2 separate regions of the Homo sapiens genome follow, and region 2 is linked to region 1. Evidence: chromatin loops called from intact Hi-C (ENCODE). Cell type or tissue: GM12878. All regions are shown on one strand. Links, peaks and the distances in the headings refer to the core of each region. The heading gives the core; the rest is flanking DNA.

Evidence for each region. Hi-C counts contacts between places; a loop is a spot of excess contacts. Peaks named below come from ENCODE experiments on the same cell type or tissue, not always from the same donor. Only the 100,000 strongest peaks of a DNase experiment are listed, where the experiment ranks them.
Region 2: it touches region 1 in a loop (11-fold over the local background); 42 of 110 quality-filtered maps call a loop at or near these places.

What each region holds. Positions count from the first base shown.
Region 1 is chr18:24,480,097-24,496,258 of GRCh38, forward strand. No RefSeq gene overlaps it. Among named protein-coding and RNA genes, the nearest start is that of HRH4, 28 kb to the left of the region's middle. RefSeq lists a silencer at 11,885-11,944 and an enhancer at 12,125-12,294. In GM12878, for the core only: CTCF peaks have their summits at 7,744 (motif pointing right) and 8,995 (motif pointing left); DNase peaks (open chromatin) are centred at 7,825 and 8,915.
Region 2 is chr18:24,173,973-24,178,972 of GRCh38, forward strand. It overlaps OSBPL1A (oxysterol binding protein like 1A), which reads right to left. Exons shown (of 28, transcript NM_080597.4): 21 at 4,041-4,223. Among named protein-coding and RNA genes, the nearest start is that of CABYR, 37 kb to the left of the region's middle. In GM12878, for the core only: a CTCF peak has its summit at 2,959 (motif pointing right); a DNase peak (open chromatin) is centred at 3,159; H3K4me3 peaks cover 1,106 bases; H3K27ac peaks cover 675 bases.

The sequences.
Region 1 (16,162 bases), core at 5,143-10,142:
CCTCAGGGGGTGCATGCCCAAGTATTCACATGTATTTTCTAAAGTATATATATATATAAAATATATATTGTATTTCATTCAATCTAAGATGCTGTCAAGATAAGACATATTGTTATTTTGTTTACTATATTAGTCTGTTTTCATGCTGCTGATAAAGACATACTCAAGACTGGGAAGAAAAAGAGGTTTAATGGACTTACAGTTCCACATGGGTGGGGAGGCCTCACAATCATGGTGGAAGGCAAGGAGGAGAAAGTCACTTCTTACATGGATGGTGGCAGGCAAGGAGAGAGAGCTTGTGCAGGGAAACTCCCATTTTTAAAACGATCAGATCTTGTGAGACTCATTCACTATCACCAGAACAGCACAGAAAAGACCCACTGCCATAATCCAATCACCTCCCACCAGGTTCCTCCCACAACACATGGGAATTGTGGGAGTTACAATTCAAGGTGAGATTTGGGTGGGGACACAGCCAAACCATATCATTTACCATTATGAAAGAGAAAATGCTGCAAATTGTCTGATACAATACTTTAAAAAATCACATTGACAATAAGCTTCATTCTGATTTTAGAGTTGAGATGTGGACAATATGTGTCTTAGAAGTGATGAAGTATGATGTTTGTGTGATAAGTGAACTGAACGAGGCTAATTCTCTGTGAAACGAGAGTTTGAAAAATAAATCCTATGATGGTACATGCATATATTTATTAAACAAGTGTTTATTGAAGGTCTATCATGTATTGGCTACTTATTGTAAAGATACCCGTGAACCGTGCCAATAAGGTTTAGATTCTGCAGGAACAGGAATTTTCCTTTGGGCTTCTCTTAGTACACCACCAGGCACTCCACAGATGCTCAGTAGATGCTTACTGAAAAGGCATACTTGAGGCATTTTCATTCAAACAGAAGGTGAATCCTAGCTTTAAAATTCAAGTATTTAATATTTGCACTAGAGGAACTTTAGAATATTTTTTCCATTATAATAAAAGTAATGTGTATTTATTGTAAGAAGAAAAGACAATACTAAAACAATTCATATATACAAAGAGTAGCCATAATTATTAGTTTGGTGAATGTATTAGTCTGTTCTAGCATTGCTATAAGGAACTACCTGAGACTGGGTAATTTATAAAGAAAAGAGGTTTAATTGACTCACAGGTCAGCAGGCTGTACAGGAAGCATGCCTGGGAGGCCTCAGGAAGCTTACAATCATGGCAGAAGGTGGAGACAAACCAGGCATGTCTTACGTGGCCAGAGCAGGAGGAAGAGAGAGAAGGGGAAGCTGCTACACACTTTTAAACAACCAGGTCTGTTGAGAACTCACTATCATGATACCAGCAAGGGGGAATCTGCCCCCATCATCCAATCACCACCAGGCCTCTCCTCCAACATGGGGGATTACAATTTGATATAAGATTTGGGCGGGGACACAAATCCAAACCATATCAGTGTAGATGTTTCTAAAGAAAAAAATATATAATGTAATCTCATTTTTTGGAAACACATATTTGCATATATAAATTTCTAAAGATATCTTCAGGCAAATGCTTTCATAAAATGAAGCCTTCTGTTCTAGAATGAGTAATTACTGCTCTCTCCCCCAAACATGGCAGGCTTATAAAATCTGATTTTTAAATATTTATTTGCTCATCTTAAATCCAGACCCAAATCCACTGGCATAATTGGCAGAACATTCCTAAGAATATTGGCTTCTAAGTATTGTCTTCAGTTGGTGTGTATAGAAATGGACCCCTGAAGAGTGAAGAAGGGCTTTGGGATATAAATGCTGATTAGGAATGACACTGTAGGTCAAATGGTTTTTTTTGTTTGTTTTTTTGTTTTTGAGATGGAGTCTTGCTCTGTTTCCCAGGATGGAGTGCAACAGCGTGATCCTGGCTCACTGCAAACTCTGCCTCCCAGGTTCAAGCGATTCTCCTGCCTCAGCCTGCCGAGTAGCTGGGATTACAGGTGCCCACCACCACGCCCAGCTAATTTTTGTATTTTTGGTAGAGATGGGGTTTTGCCATGTTGGTCAGGCTGATCTTGAACTTCTGACCTCAGGTGATCTGCCAGCCTCGGCCTCCCAAAGTGGTGGGATTATAGGCGTGAGCCACCGAGCCCAGCTGGTTAAGTGTTTTTATGGGTCATGAAGCTTTCGTCATAAGTAGCTGAAGTATCCTAATAGCAATTTTTTTTTTTTGAGATGGAGTCTCACTCTGTTGCCTAGGTTGGAGTGCAGTGGTGCAATCTAGGCTCACTGCAGCCTCTGCCTCCTGGGTTCAAGTGATTCTCTTGCCTCAGCCTCCTGAGTAGCTGGGTAGCTGGGATTATAGGTGCCTGCCAACAAGCCCCAGCTAATTTTTGTATTTTAGTAGAGACAGGGTTTCACCATGTTGGCCAGGCTGGTCTTGAACTCCTGACCTCAGGTGATCTGCCCACCTCGGCCTCCCAAAGTGCTGGGATTACAAGCATGAGCCACCACATCCGGCCCTAATTGGGATTTTACAGAACTATTTTTGTGGCTTTTCAGTAACAATTTTCCTGTAGTAAAGATCTTGGTATTTGAAGAAACCTTTTTTCACATTATGATTTCAGAAAAAGAATTTCTAGAATACAAAGAAAATTTTTATTCTAATAATTGCTATCAGTCAAAGTTGAATGAAGAAAAGAGAAACCATGTTAATTATTTCAAGCAGAAGAAATTTAATGCGGGGAATTGGTTAACCCAGAGATTAATACTTTGAGAAAAGAGCTAACATCTTAGGTATTGAGAGAATATAAGGGGAGAAGTGATGTTATCAAAATCTAGGATCTTGGAGAAGTATCTGGAGGACTGATGCTTGGATTTCTGATTGATTTGTGATGCTTTGTGGTTAGGGCTTGGGCATCCCAAGGGATGGGGCCAGCTGGTGCTCAGACTGCCACATGGGGTTGAGGGACAGCCGTGGCGGCTGCAGCTGGTCCCTCGGATGGGGTACATTGAAGTAGGAGGCTTGTTGTGCACTGCTGCTGGAGAGATGTCAACTCACGCTAGAAGTGCTAAGTGAGTTTCTTCTCAGTACCTCCCATCTTCCTATTTCTTGCCCGTGTTTTCCATTGGTGGAAGCTAACTGAGAACCAGTTGATGAGAGAGTCTGAGAAGTAGGTGTGACTCCTAGCTCCAGCCTTATGGTGTGGTATCTGAAAAGGTGGGCTTGAAGCTTATAGACAACAGAGAAATAACTGGCAAATGCATCGTGTGTTTAAGCATAATAATGTAGAACTTTGGCCTTTAGGGATTCACACCTACAGTTTCAACTGTACCATAAGCAGCCTACCACTCCATTACATATTGTAATTTGTAGTTTTCTTTTTCTTTTCTTTTCTTTTTTTTTGAGACAGAGTTTCACTCTGTCGCCCAGGCTGGAGTGCAGTGGCACAATCTCAGCTCACTGTAGCCTCTGCCTCTCGGGTTCAAACCATTCTCCTGCCTCACCCTCCCAAGTAGCTAGGGCTACAGGTGTGAGCCACCATGCCCAGGTAATTTTTGTATTTTTAGTAGAGATGGGGTTTCCCTATGTTGGCCAGTCTGGTCTTGAACTCCTGGCCTCAAGCGATCCACCTGCCTCAGCCTCCCATAGTGCTGGGATTACAGGTGTGAGCCACTGCCCCCAGCTAGTAATTTGTATTTTTCTTAAGGCACAAATTCAAATCATGTTCCATTAGGTGGGTATGCTGAGTGACTTGGCTGCGAAACCTAGCACCCTTGTGCCAGTGAAGTTTTCTCTGTTCCTGTTAGCAATGCTTACGAAGTGTCTAACATTTTTTTGTGTTGTTGATGGAGGTGAGGGAGGAATGAGGAACTCCAAGAAGGTGTGGAGCAGTGGCTCAGCTCTGAATTCGGTGAGTTCGCTCTACATTTCATAACAGAGGTTCCAAGAGTTCATGGATGCATCTGGTCAATACGATGAGTTGAATTTGTTGTCATGAATTATAAATGGGAAAATTTCTCCTTAAAATTGGGATTTTAGCTTTTTTTTTTCTTTTTTTGCCTGAAAAAAATTGAAAGATTCAGTGATATTGGGCCCACATTCTCTCAAGAAAACAATTTGCTGAATCCGGTAGTGGACAGAGACACCCGTCAGCCCCCAGGGTTCCACTTTCCTCATTTAGGCCTTTTCATGTGCCGGTTTCTCCCTTTTGACATCCAGATTGCAACCCCTACTCTACAAGTAAAAAGAAAGTGATTCATGAAATTATTTTAGTGAGTACCCCGGAAAGTACAAACATTGCCTTTTCTGTTGGAAATTTTATGTTCTCGGGGGTTCATCAATTAGGATTCTCTTGGATACAAATGATAGAAACACAATTTGAACCACCTGGGCAAAAGTGAGCTAATTGGCTTTTACAACCAAAGTACATAAAGACAGTGGTGGGAGCTGACCCCAGGGAAGGCCAAAGCCAGAGATTCCAACAACTTCATTTTCTCAGACTGCCTTCTGCACAGGGCTGGAACGATGGATGCCTGTGTTCCTCTTAATCGGATAGAAAAAGGGTCTCTCCTAGTAACACTGAGAAAAAAATGCTGGAAAAAATCAATAGAGTGCCCAGCTGGTATCTTGTGCATGTCACTGAACCAGTCTCTAGAGGGGAGGGTGGATGCCAGGACTGCCCACCTATGTCAGTTCCTCTTCCTGGCAGGGAAGTAGGATCTGCTCTTTTCAAACCAGGTGAGCAGAAGAGGGAGGAACAATTTCCTCAAATGAAGGGGTGTACGGTTACCAGAAGAAGAAGGTAGACAGTCTGGGCAATATAGCAGAACCCCATCTCTGCAAACAAATTAGCTGGGCCTGGTGGTGTGTGCCTGTGATCCCAGCTACTCGGGAGGCTGAGATGAGAGGACTGCTTGAGCCTGGGAGGTCTTAGGCTGCAGTGAGCCATGATTGCACCAGTGCACTCCAGCCTGTGTGACAGAGTGAGAAAGAAAAAACAAAAGAGGAGGTAGAGATAATAAATGTCTACTCTGAGGGTTATTCAAAAATTGGAGCTGTCGTGAAGATCTGATTGTCTTCCTTGTACACATTGTGCAGACCTTCCACAATGTGCAGACCTTCCACAGCCTTTGCACTATGACTGTATCCCCACCCTTTGCATTCTGACTTCGTAGCTTCTTCCATCAAGAGTGACTTGCTTTGGCCAACAGACTGCTGTCAACAGGCAGTGAAAATGACACCTTGCCAGTTCCAAGCCTAGCCTCAAGAAGCCTGTGCCCATCTGTTCTATCTCTTGGCAGTTTTCCCAGCTGCCAGGTGAACATGTCCCAGGCTAGACTCCTGGAGGATGAGAGACCACGTGGAGCAGAATCAAGGTGTCTTAGGTGAGGCCATCTAAGACCAGCCAGCCTCACTCAGGCTAACTCAGCAGCTGATTGAAGATGCGTGGGCAATCCCAGGCAAAATGAGATCAGCTGAAGGAAGCCTAGCATGGCCTAGACAAGAAGAATCACCCAGCTGACCCAGAGACTCCTGAGCAATGATAAGACTACATTCTGGGAGTGTTTGCTATTCAGCAATAGCTAACTGACATGTCAAGCAGTTACCCTGGTGTGTATTAAACAGCCTCCGAAAGTTGAGTAGAAAAGAGAAGCAGATATTTACATTGCTTATTCTTGTGTGATAGCTAAGACAGAAGCTACTGAACATTATCATGCAAGAGAACCAACTTTTTTTTAAGGTCATGACTATTTCTCAATATTCATTGAGAAATGATTTAGTGGTAAAGATAATTGATTTTGAAATATCGTAAACTACACAACATAACAATAGTAGGATAGAGGCACCCAAGAGAGTAAAATTGTACTGTGAGAATGGAAGAGGAAGGGCATCGCAGGGAAAAACAGGCTGTTCTTAGCTATGAGCATCTTTCCCTGAATTACCTCATTCAGTCTCTTCAAGTTTCCACCTTGAGTCATATACTGCAACCTAAGGACTGCTTATGCACTTTGTATTAAATAGTGCCTTTTTAAAAAATGCATTTCTCCTTGCTTATGTTCATAGTCATTTCTTCACATGCTTCTACTTCTGTGAGGGAATAAAAGAAGAAAGGGGACCTTAAAGAGAACCAGCCCATTTGGTTAAAGATTAGTAGCTCTTGTGAAAGGATTAGTAGAAGGAGTCGGCTTTATCTCTTATTTCAAATTTCCAAACCGCCTGTTCTCTGCTCTCTTACTAAATTTCACAGTTGATCATAAAAGAAAACAACCTGCAAAATAAGTTTAGGGTAACTGTGAACATTTTTCTGATATTCACCCTTACTGAAACTTTCCAATAGGCAAGATAAAGATGTAAAAAAAAAAGATATGCTTTTTCCTCCATAGGAAGACACTTACCAGTTTCTTCTTAGATAACTGGAAACAAATGTTTTTAAAATTATTACTCTGTCTTTCCTGTTTCCTTGCCTCCAATGTAGGCCATCTGGGTCATGGCCCAGTTAGATGGGTGGTTGCAGGTTCTACGTTTCCTGGCCTCTCATTTCTGGAATCAAGTTGGTGTGAGTACAATTCTTATTTTGTATTTTTTTTCCATTTAGCGTCACATGGATGATCTGAAGTTCTGAAGGCCATATTCTTCTAGCCCATTCTCGAGACTGAGGAAAATCCCTGATGCTTTGAGACGATAGCCCCTAGCCAGGTTCATAGCATGGAGTGGTTACTAGGGGACGGGGTAGGCAGAGCCCTTGCCTTCAAGGAGTTAGAGATCGCCTGGCACGGAGTCAACAGGAACGTGAGCATGAATGTGCGCCGCAGTGAAGTGACATAGCTTGATTAATTGCTTCTTTTATAGTACTATTTGTAGGGACGCAAGAGAGGGCAGTGCTGTACAGCTGCCCCACTGCAGAGCAGCCCTGCTTGGCCCTGTATCTTTTCAGGCAACCCAGTCCTTCCACAGCAAGGCTGTGTAGCTGATGTCTTGGACATTGTATAGACAAGGCTTTGACTGGAGAAGGCTGAAATAGGATTTGCATGGATAATGGTAATGCAGAAATTTAGGTACGGTACTTACTCCACCAGCACAGGGATGAATGGCCTCATTCCTTAGAAACAAATGGATGAAGAGAGTAGTTGACTTGCCTCCGGCAGCACAATCAGCAGGTGCTGAAGCCAGAACTTGAATTCAGGGATCTGAAACTTGAGTCCAGGTGCTGAAGCTTCATCCCACACTGTCTCTCGACTCTCAGGGGGCTCTGTTCACACCATTCTCACATAGGGAAGTTAATAAGACAGAGCATGTAGAAAGAGGTGACTGGTAAGTGGACCAAACAAAAAACTGAATCAAATCAAATCAAAACAAAACAAATCGCCTGGGCGTGGTGGCTCACGCCTGTAATCCCAGCACTTTGGGAGGCCAAGGTGGGTGGATCACTTGAGGTCATGAGTTGGAGACCAGCCTGGGCAACATGGTGAACAAAAATTAGCCGTGCGTGGTGGTGAGCACCTGTAGTCCCAGCTACTCAGGAGGCTGAAGTGGGAGGATCATTTGAGCCTAGGAGGTCGAGGCTGCAGTGAGCTGAGATCACCCCACTGCACTCCCGCCTGCACCACAGAGAGAGATTCTGTCTCAAAAAAGAAAAAACAACAAACAAACAAACAAACAAACAAACCCCAAACAAACAGGACCAAAACTAAAAAGCAAATCTAAATCAACAAAATCCCGAAGTTAGGTCTTTCCCCCATCCATGTCAGCAGTCTCTGTGTTGTCCACCAGATGTCAGTAGCTCCACATAGTTTTTCTCTGTTCTGGTTCTGTCTGTGCAGCTACTGAGTACACGGGTAGGGTTGTTTTGTGTTACAATGTAAAGCAGTCTGATCACAGCACCCCACTCACTTCTCAATATTTTGTATTAAATTAAACTCAGAAAATCAGTTAAGGCTACATAAACGCCCTAAAAAATGATAAAACAATGACTTCTCCTTCTCCCCTGCTAGAAGGTAAGGCTGCCCCAGGTGCTCACATGAGGGCATACGTGCACACACACGCACTTCGCTGCATCCACCCCCACACCTGCCCTCTCCACGCGTGACACACTTCTGTTCATCCACACAGACACAGGCCCACACCAACCCACACATATCCACCCCCAATATCCACTCCACACACCACACAACCCACCCCATCCACCTCCTATCCACATTACACACACACACACACACACACACACACACACCTCGCTGCCCTGTGACATTACAAACCAGAATCACTTCTTCAAGAATCCCTTAAAATCCCCTGAGACTATAAGGTAAGTAGAAAAGTTTTTTCTGTATCTATGTCATTAGTGTCATTCCTGAATCTTTCCTAACAATATTAAAAACTACCGGCTTTTTTTTTTTTTTTTTGATGAAGTCTTGCTCTGTCACCTAGGCTAGAGTGCAGTGGCATGATCTTGGCTCACTGCAACCTCCACCTCCCAGGTTCAAGCGATTCTCCTGCCTCAACTTCCTGAGTAGCTGGGATTACAGCCCGCCACCATGCTCGGCTAATTTTTGTATTTTTGGTAGAGATGGGGTTTCACCATATTGGCCAGGCTGGTCTCGAACTCCTGACCTCAGGCGATCCACCCCACCTTGGCCTCCCAAAGTGCTGGGATTACAGACATGAGCCACTGTGCCCCAACTAAAAGCTTTTGGCTTTTTAAAAATAGCCACACTCCAGGACCTCCACAACTTTAAAAAAATCTTACTTCCTCAAAATCCACTGAAAAAAGGTACTTCTTATCTTACCCATTCACAAACCTATGTCCATCTTTCCTAAACAATTCTTCTGTTGGCATTTCTCTTATATCTACTCTTACATCCCCAGTTCCCAGTGAGCTCTCAAAGTAGCTGTCTATTTCTTAGTAAAAACCACATGTTAAGTATCCAGTAAATTCAAGATCTCTAACTTCAAATATCTCCCCAGAAGCAGAATTTTCAACTTCTATTCTTTTTTTCCTTTACGAAAGCACCATCTACTGGCTATAGTTGGTATTGTAGCTCAGTTCCAGTTAATGCCCAACCCCAAAAGAAGCAACAGAGCTTCTTTTGTAATTAAATGATCAGGGTATAAACAGTGATACGATTTTTATTACAAAAATAGTTTCTAATTTCATATTACACCATTTTCCATGAATCTAATTCACATTTTATTTATTTATTTATTTTGAGACAGGGCCTCGCTCTGTTGCCCAGGCTGGAATGCAGTGGCACAATCTCAGCTCATTGTAGCCTCCACCTCCCGTGCTCAAGTGATTCTCCCATCTCAGCCCCCCGAGCAACTGAAGCTACAGGCATGTACCACCACGCCTGACTAATTTGTGTGTATGTGTGTGTGTGTGTGTGTGTGTGTTTTGTAGAGACGGGGCTTCACCATGTTGCCCAGTCTGGTCTCCAACTCCTGAGCTCAAGTGATCCGCCCACCTTGGCCTCCCAAAGCGTTGGGATTACAGGCATGAGCCACTGCGCCCGGCCTCTCATTACACATTTTAAGTCGTTATCTTTAGCCATGGGGTGACTTCCTTCTTGGTCACTGAGGCAGCATGTGCATGTTGGGGTGACGTTTACTGTTTCTATAAGTTGTACCAAAACATCTACTTAACCTTTTACATTTGTGCCATTCCTTCACATAAAGACATATGGTACCCCTTCCCCATCAAATCTTTATCTTACCCCACATATTTTATATTATTTAAATTGGGTCATCTGTTACACTCAAATTTTTGCTTTTATGAAACTCTGTCTTTGATAATATAATAGATGCTAATGGGGGAAATAATGTATGTTTTGGTGAAAATTGTTCTAAGGTCAAATTTTCAGGATTGATCTATTTCATGATGTAGGCATTATTTATAATTCACAAAATAAGCCTATTTCTCTTTTTTTAGACAGACTCTCACTCTGTCACCCAGGCTGGAGTGCAGTGGTTCGACCTTGGCTCAATGCAACCTCCACCTCCCAGGTTCAAGTGATTCTCCTGCCTCCGCCTCCTGAGTAGCTGGGATTACAGGCACGTGCCACCACGCCCAGCTAATTTTTGTATTTTTAGTAAAGACAGGGTTTCACCATGTTGGCCAGGCTGGTCTCGAATTCCTGACCTCAGGTGATCCACCCACAGTGGCCTCCCAAAGTGCTGGGATTACCGGCGTGAGCCACCATGCCCAGCTTGGCTTTTTAGATTTATTAAAAATTGCAACTGACTAGGGACAGTCCCAGATAGTGTTAATAGAGTTAATACGTTCATTCCATCTCTATCAATATGTGTTTTGTATACTAAAATCTTATGAGATTTTGTTCTGTAACTTGGGAAAGAGAAAGAAAAATATTTTGGAGAAGAAAATCGGGGAATAAAAGTGGGGAAAAAGGAGCTGGGAAGAAAGAGGAAGAAAAAGAAAGCAGTGTATAATGTAATTATCTTCCTGGCTTATATTTGAACTCCTCTGGATAGAGGAATGATGACCAGAAGTTATGAATTATTTTATAAACACAAAAGTTGATAAAACCTTTCAAAAGACACTTTGTGATTCTCTTGGCATAACAGAGCTGCCTTAGTGACCAGATGTCACAATGTGATACAGAGCCAGAGAGGAAGTCATTTTTGTCCATGATGCAAGGAACCCAGCATTTTGACAACCCAGATGGAATGTGGAGCTCCCATGGAAGAAACGTGTCATCTGGAGGCCTGCATAACCACTGCATTCTCCAGATGGGCACTGGAAGCGCTGAGGCTTCCCACCCAGAAGGTCCACGTGGTGGACAAGGGCAAGTGACAACCAGAGCCACGACTCAAAAGAGGGTGGCTGCTTCAGGCTGATTTCCTTTGACAGACTGGTTTATGGACGTGTGCAAGGGCCTCTCTTTGGGAACTGTCAGAAATGACAGGAGAGATACAAGAAGGTCAACGTCTGGAAATCCGACAAAATGGGCTTAATTCATTGTAATTTTGTTTGCTTTTAAAAAATTAAATCTCTGTCTATATGTGTATATATACATATTTTAAATACATATATATTTAAATACATATATCTGTATTTTAAATACATATATCTGTATTTTAAATACATGTATATTTAAATACATATATCTGTATTTTAAATACATGTATATTTAAAATACATATATCTGTATTTTAAATACATGTATATTTAAATACATATATCTGTATTTTAAATACATGTATATTTAAGTACATATATGTTTTTATATATACGTATATTAAAATACATATATGTATTTATATACATATAAAAACATATATGTATTTATATATACGTATATTAAATTACATATATGTATTTATATATACATATATTAATACATATATGTATTTATATATACATATATTAATACATATATGTATTTTATATATACATATATTTATTTATTTAAATACATATATGTATTTTATATATACATATATGTATTTTATATATACATATATGTATTTATTTAAATACATATATTTACATACATTTATGTATTTTAAATACCTCATTAGGTATTTAAAATGCATACAAATATAAAATAAATATAGGTATTTGAAATATATATAAAAATATAAAAAACATATAGGTATCTTAAATACCTAATGAGGTCTGGGATATCTGGGCAATGTCTATTAGCTTAACTAACAGCGTCAGTGATAACCCTTATTACCCATGGTAAGAAGCAAGCGGGTATAACATGGATAATTAGTACGTCCAGAGGAAATGGAGAGGGCATAGAACCCACTCGAGCTTCTATATTCCAATTACTTCCGGGATTGCGTGGATAAATAACATGGCTGTAAACAGGGGAGAGGGGATGAGAATAGTTTAAAACCCATGCATGTAGCTTGACTGATTGGTTCTAGAAGTTACCAGGGCATTGATCAGGGTTAGCGGGGCGCTTGGCTGATTCCTTCTGCAAAGCACATGCTAGTTTTCACACTTGCATGTGAAACGTCTAAAGCCATATCAGAACTGAGACAGGAAATGAAAGGTGATAAAACCACAGCCCCCCACTCCAGCTCCGCTCTGCACAGCTGCTCTGCTTCTTCACACAGGCCGACTTCAATGGAAGCTCGATGCATGCAGAACTGCCCAGGGACCTGGCCTCTTCACCTCATCACATTTTGAGGTGGGCAACACCAGCTTTTGAATCAGGAAGCAATTTGAAAATCAGTCATGTTTGGATCCCTCAGGCCTGGTTTCATCTGATTAATAAGCTCTGCTTTCAAAGCTCCCCCTGGACAGTCTCCCTCCCCAAACCCACTCTCCAAGTGTCTGCAAGCCGACTCCTCGGCTCCCTTTTGAGCAGGTCCAGCAATAGGAATCGGGCAGCCTTACCCAGAAGGACTAGCCCAGCATCGGCTGACCTTGCCAGGAGGAATTTCTCTCTCCAGCTTGAATTTCCTTCCTGCCTAACTTTAGGCCTTTACTGGGGACCACGCTCCCCTTTGACCACCCGGAATAAATCTCCCCTGCATCCCTGACAGCTGCTGATTTGGCTTCTTTCTTATTTTTTTTTTTAATTGAAAGTAAACCTTCAAAGTGGCCCAGCCACCTGAGAAGCTCGGCTGAGCGTGGCAGCTGGGCAGTGAACCTGAAACAGCGGCGCGGCGTTTCACCGGGTCCCCTCCCGCTCAGGGCAGAAATCATGGGGTTTTGTGGGCTGCCAGGGCCGCTTAGCTTTCAATTTAGCTTTTGCATTAGAAAAAGGGAATATGGACATGGGTCAAATGATTGTGGAGTGATTTTGAAAGTAGCTGTGTAACAGGCGAGAGATGGGGGCAGGGGGAGGTTTGATTTGCAGGCAGAATGCAAGTTTATTTATAAGAGAAATCTAGGGGTGTCTTTGTGCTTTCCTGTTAGACTCTTGGAAGCACTTTGAAGAAGGAAATAAAATTTAAAAAACATATTCAAATTTAACAATCAGTCTTGAACACCGGGAAGCGACAATGTACAGGATGGCACAGAGAGGGTCAAGATTGCTAGAATTTTCTTTTAGGGTCTTCTCCTTGTTACCTTGTTATTTTAAGCTGGTCACTTCAACTCTCTATATCTTCCCCCAAACACATTTTATTTTTGTTTTGGAAAGTTTTAAATATTCAGAAAAGTTGAAAAAATAATATAACAAGTTCATATCCACCACCTAGATTCAACAATGGTTAACATTTTTTTCCATATTTGTTTTGTTGTTTTGTTTTTATCTTTATGTGTACACACACACAGACCCCCCCCCCCCGCCCACACACAGACACATTTGCTGAAACATTAGAAAGTAAGTTACAGGCAGCATGACAATTTATCCCTAATTAAATACCCGAGCATGCATTTCCTAATACTAACATTCTCCTAAATAACCCCAATACAATGATCACACCTAAGATAATGAAAAAGAATTCCCTAATAACATCTAATATCCAGGCCATATTAAAACTTCTCCAAGTGATTCAAAACTGTCTCTGATAAGTGTTTTTTGTTTTGAACCAGGAGCCAATCAAGTTTCACCCGTTACATTTGGTTGTTGTCTTTTTAATCTCTTGCTCTCTCATCTCTCATTGAGGCAGAACCTACATACAAGTGTATAACCTTAAACCTGTACCTTGATCAATTTTTACATACTTATGTAAAAATTGTGACCCCTATATGACCACCAACCAGGTTGATATATGGAATATTTTTATTGCCCCTGAAGGTTGCCCCAAGCTGTTTCTCTGTCAATATGACCTCTTCCCCATCCCCTAGAAGGGGCAAGGGTATGAAACAACTGAACCTCCCAGATCCTTTGGCTGAAAGTGCAAATTGGTTGAACCACTTAGGAAAATTGTTGGCAGTATTTAAAACCCTTCAATAGATACTGATTCTATGAACCAGTAATTCGTCTCCTAAGTCTACACCACAGAGTTGCATATGCCATCAAAGACCCGTGCAAGAATGCTTACAACAGCTTTATTCACAATGTCCCCAAGTTGGAAATGTCACAGATATCCATCAACAATAAAATAGATAACTGAATTGTGGCATATGTATATACAAAGAAATGCTACACAGTAACAAAAGGAAAGAGATACTGCATCTTGCAATAGCATAGATGAATCTCAGACATGTTGAGTGAAAGAAGCTTGATACAAGAGCACAGGCTGTATGAATCCTTGTAGATGAAAGCCAAAAAGAGGCATAAACTATCATCGACTGTGACTGAAGTCTTTAGAGTCCTTTAATTAATAATCATCATGTTTTTTTTTCTCCCCCACGATATTTTCTCTTTGGAGAAAGTAGATGAGTTGTTTTGTAGAATATGTTACATTCTGGATTTGTCTGATTATTTTCTCATTGAACTTGACCCTTCACAACTGGGGACCCATGAGAGAATTGAGGTGTGTTGTCCTAAGGCACTCATTTTAGGTCGTGAATTAACTTCTATCCCATGCAACTAGAATAGTAGTAGTTATGTTCCATTCTTAGGAGAACTGACAATCATCACTCAACTCATATTCTGTGGATCCATGGTTCAGTTGAGGAACTAGCTGAGAAAGGCTTACTGAAAGATATTAAGGCTCAATTAGAGTCAAGTCATTTTGGGCAAGATTATTTTACAGTTGGTACCATTTACTTCCTACTGTATCATGCTGGGAGGCATTTAACATCAGGTTGTTACACCATTAGTGATGTGGTTGTGAGTTTGATTGTTTGGTTAAGGTGGTGACCACCTCAACCGCTTCATTGTAAAGAATGTTCTCCTTGGTCTCCATGGTTTAACAACCTTATTTGTCAACATGCAGTACTCATAGGCCAGTATCTCCCACTTGATGGAATGGTTTATTCTCAGCAAATTTAGCTACGAGGTAAAATTCTTCAAAGAAAATTGTTATTTCACCTACAAGAGCTTCACTCTAAAGTAGGAGCTTCATACCATAAACACACAACTGTAATAACACATTTGTAATCTTTAAGATTTTTAGATAACATCAAATGAATTCACTTCTTACTTGAGATAATCTGATAAACATCATTCATGACATTAAAACTGATCTAGGACATATGATTTTGCATTTATATACATTTGGTGGTGGTAAGTATTATGATAAAAATAGTGTTTAAATCATTGGCAGAAACTAAATTAAGGATTTCATGAATATACGTAGATCTTGGAGCTGGAAGAGATGTGTTTCAAAGCATTCTACAGTAGAAAAAATAACTCTTAAGAACTCACTCTTGTACTCTAACTTAAAGGAGGGAAAGTGGTTTAAGCATGATTATCAACAGATTTCATGCGAAGAAAATCATTTAAAGTGACTTAGATGGACTTTAGTGCATAATAATCACACCAATCCAGAAATTTCATGAAGAAAACGAAGGGTCACATCTCTGAGCAATCATAGCCAACCTATTCCAAGTCTTGACATCCTTGAGGCAGATTAAAGATGGACACAAATTGGTTGACAATCTTTCTTTCAAGAGATTGGGTCCATGTCTCCTTTCCCGGGAGATTGGTAGGCCCTGTAGCTGCTTTGACCGAGAGCATACAGTGCAGGTGAAGATGTGCACATTCCTGCACCCAAGTCTTCAAAGACTGGGAGCTACCTCTTACTATCTTTGGAAACACCCACTTCTGGAACCTAGCCATTGTGCTGCAGAAAGCCCCAGCAGTCCTGGGGAGGGGCCCATGTGGAGAAGAACTCAGACCCCTAACTCACATCTCTGATTCGGATCCCAGCTGATAGCTGGCACCAACTTGGCAGCCATGTGAGGGAACCATTCTTGAAAGTGGATCCTCTAGTCCTCGTTGGGCCACCTCAAATGATGCTTCATGGAGCAGAGGTGGCCATCTCTGCCAAGCCCTGAACATAATTGCAGATTGTGGAGTAAAATAAATAAGTATTCTTTTTTTTTTTTTTTTTTGAGACTGGGTCTTACTCTGTTGCCCAGGCTGTAGTGCAGTAGCATGATCTCAGCTCACTGCAACCTCCACTTTCCAGGCTCAAGTGATTCTTGTACTCAGCCTCCCAGGTAGCTGGAATTATAGGCATGCACCACCATGGCTGGCTAATTTTGGTATTTTTAGTAGAGATGGGGTCTCACCATGTTGGCCAGGCTGGTCTTGAACTCCTGATCTAAAGTGATCTGCCTGTCTTGGCCTCCCAAAGTGCTGGGATTACAGGTGTGA
Region 2 (5,000 bases), core at 1-5,000, 310 kb before region 1:
TCCAGACGTCATATAAATGTAGATTACCTTTTGAGATTAGCATCTTCAATTTGTATAATGCACCTGAAATTCATCTGTGTTGTTCTACGTATCAGTCTTTGTGCTGAGTAGGATTCCGCTGTATGGATATGCCACAGTTTGTGTGACCATTCACCCACTGAAGGGCATGTGGGCTGTTTTCAGTTTTTGGTGATGATGAATAATGCTACTGTAAACATTTGTATACAGGTTTTGGGATGAACGTAAGTTTCCATTTCTCTAAGGCAAATACCTAGGTGTGATATTGCTGAGTCATGTGGTAAACATAAGGTTAACTGGATGAGAAACTGCCAAACTGTTCTCCAGGGTGGCTCTACCATTTTACATTCCAACACCAACAATACACAGGTTGAGCATTCCAAATTCAAAACTTGGACATCTGAAATGCTCCAAAGTCTGAAACTTTTTGAGCACTGACATGACACTCAAAGGAAATGGTCACTGGAGTATTTCAGATTTTGGAATTTTGGATTTGAGATGCTAAACCAGTAGGTATATTGCAAATATTACAAAATCTGAAAATATTCAAAATCCAAAACACTTTTGGTATATTTTAAAAAACGGATACTCAACCTGTATGAGATTTCTAGCTCCTCCACATCCTTGTCAGCACTTGGTATTGTCAATGTTTACAATTATTTTGATTTTAGACATTGTAATAGGTATAAATATAAATTGTAATAGGTATAAATAGGATAGCTCATTGTGGTTTTAACTCTGCAGTTCTCTAATAACTGATGCTGTTGAACATCTTTTTAAATTTTTATTTATTTTTTTTTAGAGATGAGGTCTTATTCTACTACCTAGGATGGAGTGCAGTGGTGGATCATAGCTCACTGCAGCCTCGAACTCCTCGGCTCAAGTGACCCTCCTGCCTTAGCTTCCCTAGTAGCTATGACTACAGGCATGTGTCCCCATGCCTGGCTAAATTTATTTTACTTTATTTTTTTAGAGACGGATTTTCACTATGTTGCCTAGGCTGGTCTTGAACTCTTGGCCTCAAGCAATCCTCCTGCCTCAGCCTCCTAAGTAACTGGAATTATAGGTGTGAGCCACTGCAATCAGCTGACTTCATGTGCTTATTTGCCATGTGTATGTATATATATATATATATATATATATATACACATATATATATATATATGAAGTATCTATTCATTTTTTATTGTTCTTTTTTGTTGTTGTTGTTCCAGAGACAGGGTTTCACTCTGTTGCCCAGGCTGGAATACAATGGCGCAATCATGGCTCACTGCAGCCTCGAACTCCTGGGCTTGAGAGATCCTCCCACCTGAGCCTCCCAAGCAACTGGGACTATAGGTGCATGTCACCAAACCTGGCTATTTTTAAAATCTTTTACTAGAGACAAGGATCCCACTATGTTGCCCAGGCTGGTCTCTAACTCCTGGGCTCAAGTGATCCTCCCACTTCAGCCTCCCAAAGTGCTGGGATTACAGGCATGAGTCACTGCGCCTGACCTTATCATTTCTTACTGTTGAGTTTTAAGAATTCTTTATATATTGTGGCTACAAGTCCTTTGTTGGCTATATGATTTGCAAATAATTTTTACTATTCTATAGTTTATCTTTTCATTCTCTGAACAGTATCTTTCGATATAAGGTTTTTAATTTAATAACATCTAATTTATCACTTTTTGTCTTTTATGGGTTATAATTTTGGTATCATATCCATAAGAGTTCTTTGCCTAATCCAAAGTTGTAAGAGTTTCTCCTATGTTTTCTTCCAAAACCCTTAGTTTTACATTTTACGTAAATGATCTATTTTGAGCTGATTTTTGTAAAAGGCGTGAGGTCTAGTTTGAGGTTCATTTTTTAACATATAGATGTCCAACTGTCTCCATAGCACAGATGGTTGTCTGTGGAAAGGACTATTCTTCTTAGCTGTATTGCCTTTGCAGCTTTGTCAAAAATCAACTGACCACATTTCTGCGGGTCAATTTCTGGATTCCCTTCCCCGTCGCATTAATCTATACTTTGTCTATAGTTTGGCCACCACCACACTGTCTTGATTACAACAGCTTTAGCATTAAGCCTTAAAATTGGGTAGTGGGAGTCCATCAATTCTGTTCTTCCTTTTCAAAATTATTTTGGCTGTTCTGTCATTTGCCTTTCCATACAAACTTAGAATTCGTAAGTTAGAATCAACTTCTCTGTATCTATTAAAAATCATCTTGGGATTTTGATTTGGACTGTGCTCATACAGACTGCTTATAGATCAGTGAGGGGTGAACTGACATCTTAACTATAATTGAGGCTTCCAAATATATCGAGACAGTGTGTCTCTGCATTACTGAGGTAATTCTTGATTACTTTCAACAGTATCTTGTAGTTTTCAACATACACATCCTTTACATATTTTGACATTTGCATTCTGCCATTGAGCCTATCCCAGTTATTATATTCTATTACTATATTTTTAGTACTAAAATTTCCAAAAATACTTCTATTTTTTTTTTTTGGCTAAAATGTCTTTTTCTATTTTAGTTTGTTGAGATTTTCCTGTTGCTTGGTATGCTGAATGATTTTGGATTGTATTCTGCACACCTGAATATTGTAAGACTCTGTCCTCTTAACCTCTTCTGGAGAATACTGATAAAAATTTTTTTTAGTAGGCAATTAACAGAGTTTCAGGCCAGAAGTCCTGACTCTCCTCCTGTGAGCTTTCATTCCAGTGTCAGTTTAATTTTCAAAGCCTCTGTAGTGCTGCTCAGATCCACCCCTCAATAGCCATCCAGGGACCTGGCTCTCAGGCCACACAGCATTTCAGATCCTGAGGCCCTTGTGTACCCTTCTGGGTCATTTCAATGCATGTGTGTAGGGATGAGCGTAGGAACTCATAATGCAGCTTCAGGGGACCCCTTTCTTGAGCTCCCTCCTCTTTGTGGTTTCCCCAACACTCTTAGACACCAGGGGGCGCTTTCTCTCCCCTCCGGCTGGCAAGCTGGGGTTTGAGCCTCTCTGCTCTGTCTTGTATCTCCCACAACTAGGTCTTCTTCTGGGGCAAAGGGGTAAAAGAAAAGAAAGAAAAACAAGTAACAGGAATTCTCTCACACTCTTTGAACCCCAGGGGTTCCTTTACTCAGTTTCTCTGGCCAAAGAGAAGGACTCTGAGGTACGTGTGTGATTGCCACAGCCACCATCGCAGCAGGAGTGTAGCTACAGACCCTAGTGCTTGCTTTGGGGCAAGGCTGTGAGACAAAATTAAAACAGGATTTCCCCTATTCTCTACTTCCTGCAAGGGTATCTTTCTAGGTCCTTTAATTAGAAAGAAAGAATTACTCTCAGAACTTTTTCGGTCGGCCTCTAATCCCCAGTTCTGCAATTTGCTGCTCTGATTCTGAGCCAGATTTGGGAGAAATATATAAAACCAGTAAACTCACTGCCATATTGGTGTTCAGGTTTTGATTTCTCTCCCCAGTCTGCCTGCTACTATCTACTTTTCAGAGTCTTTGGGTTGTTGCTTTGTCTTCTGTCCGGGGTATCTAGTTGTAATCAGTGTTAAAGAGATAGGGTATCGTATGCTTATTCTCTCCTAACTGGAATTAATTGTGGATTTAAAGCTAATCTTACAAAAGAAGAGAACTCCCAATTTATCTAACGCCTAACATGTGCCACACAATTGTCATTTCATTATTTCTCAGAGTGAATTCATTTTGAAAGATCTGTAAACAAAACATTGGCACAAGGATATAAAAAAGCATGTTTCATAAGAACTGTCATGAAGCAATTAACTCCATCGATCTTAAAATAGATCCAAACACCAGAGTCAAAAATCAAGTTAAACTATTTACACATACCCAGATTAATTAGCAATGGCTACTGCCATGTTTCTCAAATTCTTTTACATAGACGTAGACAGTTTGCACTGTATGAAAGCTGTTTCTTTTTCTCCAGCTTTTGAACAGTAAGGTCAGCTGAGTGTGCATGTCTACACTTACAGGCAGGTCTACATGAAAAGAGTGTAATGGCTTGATCAGAACTCACTCAAGGAGCTCCAAGGTGATGGTTCCTTTGGGTTCTGCTTCTACACTCTTCCCCCAGAATTTCAGTTTGGGATAGATAGAGCCATGAAAGATGAAGTCATTGTTTAATCCTTCAGCATGAAATGCACTGATTGGTGGGTGATGGCTGACCTGTTCGGAGATGAGTCTAAATCCAAGGTCATCTCTTAAGATTTAAAAAAAAAAAAAAAGAAAAAAAAAAGCAACATTATAATTAACTCTATCATTAAACATGTACATAATTGCCCTTTCAAAGTAAACAATTCTTTTGTTGTTGTTGTTGAGACAAAATCTTGCTCTGTCGCTCAGGCTGGAGCAGTGGCGTGATCTTGGCTCACTGCAACCCCTGCCTCCCAGGTTCAAGCACTTCTCCTCCCTCAGCCTCTCGACTAATTGGGATTACAGGCATGCACCACCACACCTGGCTAATTTTTGTATTTTTAGTAGAGACGGGGGTTTCATCATGTTGGCCAGGTTGGTTTCGAACTCCTGACCTCGTGATCAACCCACCTCAGCCTCCCAAAGTGCTGGGATTACAGGCATGAGCCACCATGCCCGGCCAACAATTCTTTATTCTCATTGCAATGAAACAACTTCATATATGAGAAATTATACAAATGCAACCCAAACCACCAAATCCAATGTTGTAATGCTAGCTACTTGAACAAATTAAAACAAAGAACACCCAGATGAATTTGAATGATTTGCATGAAAAAATATTAGTCATGTAAATTTAAAACACATCATTCCTTTTACATTAGAGAAATCTAGTGTGTCCACTTTCAAACATCTAGGGAATAAATGAGATCAAAACTTGTGCAGAGAAGAGGAGGAACGCATAGAAAAACTAAAGCCAAATAAAGTCCCTTAATCATATATAAACAAGACACAGGCTAGCTCAAGCAAACAGAACTGCACTTACAGATGCAGTCATTGGCTTCAT